Linked DNA regions of Homo sapiens: region 1 is linked to region 2. Evidence: chromatin contacts called from ENCODE Hi-C data. All regions are on one chromosome and are shown on one strand. The core of a region is the stretch at or near the end of the contact, and the rest is flanking DNA. Distances in the headings are between cores, read along the strand shown. Region 1 holds the start of MIA3 (MIA SH3 domain ER export factor 3). Region 2 holds the start of EPRS1 (glutamyl-prolyl-tRNA synthetase 1).

Evidence for each region. Hi-C counts contacts between places; a loop is a spot of excess contacts on that map. Pooled maps may share reads with other maps.
Region 1: a pooled map shows a loop between it and region 2 (10-fold over the local background). The contact joins the promoter of MIA3 here to the promoter of EPRS1 in region 2. A Hi-C loop is called at or near these places in 6 of 50 pooled maps.

What each region holds. Positions count from the first base shown.
Region 1 is chr1:222,616,222-222,619,685 of GRCh38, forward strand. It overlaps MIA3 (MIA SH3 domain ER export factor 3), which reads left to right and starts at 1,876. Exons shown (of 28, transcript NM_198551.4): 1 at 1,876-2,022. The coding sequence starts at 1,890. RefSeq lists a cis regulatory region at 286-868, silencers at 1,674-1,743, 1,914-2,173 and enhancers at 1,694-2,576, 2,857-2,916.
Region 2 is chr1:220,044,622-220,048,081 of GRCh38, forward strand. It overlaps EPRS1 (glutamyl-prolyl-tRNA synthetase 1), which reads right to left and starts at 1,884. Exons shown (of 32, transcript NM_004446.3): 1 at 1,722-1,884. The coding sequence starts at 1,767. RefSeq lists enhancers at 1,037-1,594, 1,636-1,965, 2,026-2,095.

The DNA of each region.
Region 1 (3,464 bases), core at 626-3,125, 2.6 Mb after region 2:
GATTGTCTGATGGATTGGACTTGGGTGTGAGAAAAAAGAGGTCGAGGATGGTTTGTATGTTTTTGGCTTAAGCACCTAGAAGATAGGAATTAAATTGTCATTCCTATTCCTCAAATAGGGAAGACCGAAAGGAGCAGAGTTTGAGAGAAAAAGATAAAGAGTTTGGTTTTCAACATATTGTTAGAGATGCCTATTAGACACATCTAAGATATTAAAACAAATAAATACACAGTAGAAAAGAAATGAAGAATGAACAGAACTACTACTTGGATAGAAAGTGCTTGTCCGTGACCTTACCAAATGTATATTTCTCAAGACAGCATTGGAATTACATTGGCCCAGTAGGAACTCTCACGGCTCCTACAGACAAAAATTTGTGAGCATCTGTTTACCGTTTTTTCCTTATTCGATATAATGGATTGCACAGACAAGCCACATTCTTTCTTCTTGCTTTTAAGTAATACGATTTGTTTGGGAAACCAGCTGCTGGGTTTGTTGTTCAAGGTTGATGAGTAACCTTAGAGATTGCAATGAGAAGCTGCTGGTCACAGACAGATGCCAAGTTCTTCAACCAGGGCTGGAGAGCATTGTAGCCACTCTTCTGGAGAGCATTGTAGCCACTCTTCTCTGGGCTGACCTGCTCATGCAGTCCCCCGCTTTTTTAACTGCACATATAAATCATCCAGTTATAGTATGATTTAAATAAGATTTTGCTTCCCTGCTCAGAAAGAAAGTACAAAAATTGCTTGTTGCTTGATGGAGGCTTTACAGAGCTGTGATTAAAAAGGAGCATACTACCTGGGTTTGAATCTTAGCTCCATCACTCACTAGGTGTTTGAATGCCTTAAGGTAGTCATCTCTGAAATGGGGATCATAATAGGACCTACTACTCTAAGGTGCGATTGTTGTGAAGATTAATCTTAATTCTGGCATGAAATAAGTATAAAATGGAAGCTCATCACACTGTTATTAAATTAATTTACTTTTTTCCTATGGATATAGATCTAGGAATCTCAAGATCTCAGCCCAAGGACCATTACCCATTTCTATCAACGACCAAGCAGGCCACGGGCTCTGATTTATATCCTCAGCCCCCTATTCCACTCACCTCCCCCTTTCTTAATCAAAGAGCACCACGGGATGGTGCCCCCAAGGAAGCCCTGGGAGGCTGAAAAGGAGGGAGCCTGAAACCAGAGACTAACAGTGGCAAATCGCGGGTGGGATTTGGCAGTTCAGAAAAGGAGGTACCATGCCAAGAGTGGGGGTAGCGGGGTGAAGTAGCGGGGTGAAGTGGGGGGCTGGTTCGGGACAGGCCACAAACCAGAAACTGCGAGAAGGCGCCAGAAGGGACCTGTTGAGATGGCGCAGGGTTGGGGGACCCAAGCGCGCGGGGAGGGGTGAACTAAGAATGGAGTCACGCGGAGGTGCTGCGAGGGACTGGGGCAAAGGCAGGTGATTGGGCGAGGGAGTCCTGGTTGCCACGGCAGCGACCAGAGGAGAAGGCTTCGAGGAGAGGAGGAGGCTGCTGTCAGTCCTCCTCCTGGAGGTCTCCCGCATCCCTCCTAGAGCCTCTGCTGACGTGTCAGTCGGAAACTGCTCAGACCTTCGCGGGCGCCGCCCCTCTGCGCTTGTCTTCCCACATGCCCCCGGCGCTCCGCCTGGTCCCTGCCCGCGTCCCTGCCCCCGTCCCTGCCCCCGTCCCTGCCCCCGTCCCCGCCCCGTCCCCGCCCCCGCCCCCGCCCCCGTCCCCGCCCCCGTCCCCGCCCCGTCCCCGCCCCAGCCCCCGCCCCAGCCCCCCCGTCCCCGCCCCGTCCCCGCCCCCGTCCCGCCCCTCTGCGCCCGCCCCGGCCTCCTCCTCCGCGTCACCGGCTCCCCGAGGTGACCACAACATGGCTGCGGCGCCTGGGCTGCTCGTCTGGCTGCTCGTGCTCCGGCTGCCCTGGCGGGTGCCGGGCCAGCTGGACCCCAGCACTGGCCGGCGGTTCTCGGAGCACAAACTCTGCGCGGACGACGAATGCAGCAGTGAGTGCGCTGGAGGGGCGGCTGGCCTCGGGGCGGCTGGCCTTGGGGTCTCCGCCGGCCCCGGGGGTCTCCGCGGCGGCGCCGCCTGGGCTGTGCGGGGACGGGAGTTCCGCAGCCCCTGGCCGGCCCGGGGGTCGCAGGCGGGATGGGCTGAACGCGGGGGTGGGCGCGCTCCGGGTCCCTGTGTCTGCCTTCTCCCGCTCTGCCTGCGCCCGGCCCCTCGGGCCTGACCATGGGGGCTGCACCTCCCACTTGTTGCCAGCGTTTTATTTTTCCTCTGCTGAGGCGGGGGGTTGCTTGCGGTGGTCCCCGGCTTCCCCAATAGTGGCTCACAGCGTCCCCTTCCCACCCCCCCAATCCGCCTGGGCTCGGAGGGTAGATGTGGTTGCGCGCCGCGCGTCTGGGCTCCCCACGCCGCAACCAAAGCTTTCCTGCCCGCGCTGCGGGGACCTCGGTGGGTGCATCACCCCGGCAGATGCGCTAAGGGCTCGGTGGGCGTTTTCCCAGTGGCAGGTTGATGGTGGGGTTTGTTTGGAAAGGCTCCCTGGCGCTGCTCCTTTGCCCTTCTGCTTTATTGGGATTTGGGCTTGTACCGCCTTTTGAACAGGAATTGGGAGTTTAGGTTTGGGACGAGTCTGGAGTCCAAGCACTCATTGTATTCCGAGGTCTCTGCCCCGACTTTGATCAATCCTGTCGTTTCTGTGCTTGGAAGCCGCCTTGCAGACTGCTAGGCAGGACTGCAGGAAGACCAAAATCTTTCGCTCTGCAGAGACCGAGGATCTGCACCGGCCACCTGGGACCGGCAGCCTCCTCTTCTGTGCGCAGGAAGCGGAATTGCTCTCCAGTCTGGGATTGGAGGTGGGCGGTGGAGAGGGCACAGATCTTCAGGCTCAGATGAAGAAGGTTATTACAGGAATGACAGTAAATACTCCAAGGGTCTCATAAGCCAAGCTTGGTTTAGCCTTAGCCGCTTGCGTGTTGAAACCTCTTCCCTCTATGTTCGCCGGACCAGGATCATTTTAGGGCCTCCCAGACCGTCTCAACCTTGTAACTTACTGATAGCCACTGCAGAAACGGTTTTTCATACACTGTTAAGCAATGCCTATAGAAACGTATTCATTTTAAGAAGGCCAAGAACTCTATGGTTTAGCTATTTATATTCAAATTGATGTTATCAAAACCGAATTTCATAATATGAACTGTTTGTATCTCTACAACACTAATCAAGAAAAGAGATCTCTAATGAGTGTGAAGCCATTCCTAGAGATAACCCTGTGGTTGATGTAAATAAACACTACAAAAGCGGTACAACTGCCATGATTTTTCCCTTTAGTTTTCTTGGGTCAAAGCCACGCTGTTACCCATTTGCCGTTGGCAATGGCAAGATAGTTGGTATTCTTTGCTTGCAAGCATTGCCCTGCCTGGGTTCCTCAAAACAGGTT
Region 2 (3,460 bases), core at 634-3,133:
TGGCTGAGAACAAGAATTGCTTGATCCTGGGAGGCAGAGGTTGCAATGAGCTCGGTCTCCAAAAAAAAAAAAAAAAAAAAAAAAAAAAAAAACAGTATCAGGAGCTTTAACTATAGTCTCACTTAACTCTGGCAACCAATCCTATCTGGAAGACATTATTCTCCCTTTCTTAAAACAAGGAAACTATGGGAGAAGCTAAATAAGGAACTTGTCAAGGTTTCACAACTAGTAAGTGGCAGCCAGGATTGGACTCAGGTCTGCAGAAACCAAATGTCTTTGCTCTCAATCATGAAGGCACTCTAATGCCTTTCCAGCTCAGGAATCAAACCCATTCCTTTTAGAGTTCATTGATTTGTTGTGCGGTTAGTCCATTACTGCAACCAATATGCCAAAACATTACCATCTTTTAAATGTTTAAAATGGCTATTAAGTTGTGTTTTTGTTCAACAACCTTAAAACATCACCAAAGTTGAGAATATAATGAATAATTTCATCAGCCCCACGTGGTCAACTGTATATAAAGGTATGGGCTTCTTCAACATTAGAAAGTACTGTGTGTGTATTATCATACATATGCATTAACAAATATTAGGTCAGGCTGGGTACTGTGGCTCACGCCTGTAATCCTAGTACTTTGGGAGGCCAAGTCAGGATGGCTTGAGCCCAGGAGTTTGAGACCTGCCTGGGCAACACAGTGAAACGCCATCTTTCCAAAAAAGACACAAACACAAAATTAGCCAGGCATGGTGGCACGCGCCTGTAGTCCCAGCTACTAAGGAGGCTGAGGTGGGAGGATCATCTGAGCCCGGAAGTTCGATGCTGCAGTGAGCCTTGAAAGCGCCACTGCACTCCAGCCTGGACGATAGAGCAAGACCCTGACTCTCAAAAGAAAAAAAAAAATCGGCAAACTACTTAAATTCTTCTGTGTAATTTCCCAAAGTAATGAAAAAGCAGAAATTCTAAGCAATCTACCAACAATAATCTTGGTCATGTCGAAAAAATAATTCCAAACAGAACTTAAGATGTGTCAGTAAGGTGACAGATCCAATGTTTACTCTGAAATTTACTACACATCCACAGGGTGCAGTAAAAGCAACCGCATCAGTCTACAGTGTACCTGGGTGTTTTCCCCAATTACCCTACCACATTTAATTAAAAATAAATGCAGCCTCAGTTGAAATCCTAAATGCTAATATGCTCGTCTGGGTTATTTCTTCTGAACTCGATAAAACGTAAGGAAAATTTGACTCAAGTGAACTGAGGATTTCTCCTGAGAGGAGGGACAGGACAGGAAAGGAGGTAAGAAAAGGAGTTGGGGGAAAAATGCTAAAAGAGAAGCGACGACTATTGGATTTTAAGTTTTAAAATCTTATTTCCACGAGCAACTCTCGCTCTCCGGGGGAAAAAGGGAGAGGTGAGTTGACTGGGAGTTCATCCCTCTGAGAAAAAGATCCGAAGCGGAGTCTCGTGTTGTCTAGCCCGGGCTCACACTGCGCCTCCCTCCATGCCCGGGAAAACCATCTTCAGGAGCAGATGCACCTGCCGGGGACACGGGGCGAGGGGTGCGGAGCCTCCTCCACGTACAATTCTGGGGCGAGGGGCAGGTCCAACATCCCAGATGGTGACCACCACTGCGCAAAGCCGGGGCGCAGCGACCTTCCACGCCCTGCACCCTCCCTGGCTGATGCAACCCACACAGGTCATTGGTCTCGGCCCCTTACCTAGCGGAGGGTCTCCTGAATTCACGGTCAGAGAGAGCGTCGCCATCTCCACCAGTCCGCTGGTCCACCTGTCAGTACGCCTGGCTCGTGCCAGAACTACGGAGGACCCCGCGAAAGGAAGAAGATGCAACGTGTGCGCGTACCCGACGCCGCCGCAGCCTTCGCTCCGCCCCTGCGCCGCAGCTACTGCCGACACCGCGCACGCCGCGGTGCGACATCGTCGCGCGCCGTCTTCGTCCCCGCCCGCAGGTTCCAGAGCCTGCTACCCCTCCTCTTGGCCGCCAGGGTTAGAACGGCCTGCGTGGCCTTTCGTGCTGCGGTGGGAAAGACGCTGAAGTGGACGGGACTTTACGACACTTCGTCAAGTCAGCAGGTCGTAAAACAGCAGGTTGTAAAACCATCTTTAAGATGGGATAGGCGTTTATGTGAAGCACGAAACAAAAGCATGCACTGTCTTTATGTAAAAAGAAAAGTCCTGGAAGCATACACACGATAGCCATGATTACGTTGGGAATGGGAGAAGTTTTTCTCGTTGTTTATTTTATACATTCCCCCCCGTTTTTTTTTTTCCAAAACAAGAACGTATTTTCAAGAGTTATTTGCGTGTTGAAAATAATGGTTAAAGGAAATATAAAAGACTCTTTAAAAATCACTGCAGGCCGGGCGTGGTGGCTCACGCCTGTAATCTCAGCACTTTAGAAGGTGTAGGCGGGCGGATCACCTGAGGTCAGGAGTTCGAGACCAGTCTGGCCAGCATGGTGAAACCCCATCTCTACTAAAAATACAAAAATTAGCCTGGCATGGTGGTGGGCCCCTGTAATCCCAGCTACTTGGGAGGCTGAGGCAGGAGAATCGCTTGAACCTGGGAGGTGGAGGTTGCAGTGAGCCGAGATCGTGCTACTGCATCCAGCCTGGGCGACAGAGTGAGACTCCTTCTCGAAAAGAAAAAAAAAAAAAATCACAGCAGAGGCCGGGCGCGGTGGCTCAGGCCTGTAATCCCAGCACTTTGGGAGGCCGGAGGCGAGCGGATCTCGAGGTCAGGAGTTGGAGACCAGCTTCACCAACATGGTGAAACTGTAGAGACGGGGGTCTCTACTAAAAGTACAAAAATTAGCCGGGAATGGTAGCGCGCACCTTTAATCCTAGCTACTTGGGGAGCTGAGGCAGGAGAATCGCTTGAACCCGGGAGGAGGAGGTTGCGGTGAGCCGAGATCGCGGCACTGCACTCCAGCCTGGGCGACAGACTGAGACCCCGTTTCAAAACAAACAAAAAATCACTGCAGATAGGCGCAGTGGCGCGCTCCTGTAGTCTCAGCTATTAAGAAGGCTGAGGCAGGATCGCCTGAGCCCAGGAAGATGAGGCTGTAGTGGCCTCGCCGTGGACTTGCCTGTGAGTAGCCACTACCCTCCAGCCTGGCCGACACAGGGAGAGACCTGATCTAAAAAACAAAACAAAAAAACCCTCCGATGCCGCCCCCAATCATGGAGTCCACAGGTGTTTTTTTCAGCGTCTCATCTGATTCTCCCTTTCAAATCCTTTGTGACGGACGTGCATGCATGAGCTCCAGAGATACTCCAAGGTGTATACACACATTCGTGTGTGTGAGCTGCACCCATATTTCAAGGGCTGGTGTTAAAGTACGGGGACCCGGGATGGATTCCAAGAACCATCTCAACCACATCCTCGCCTACACTTTTTCTTAACCTCCCCAAGACATCCTTGTTTTCATTAGGGAGGG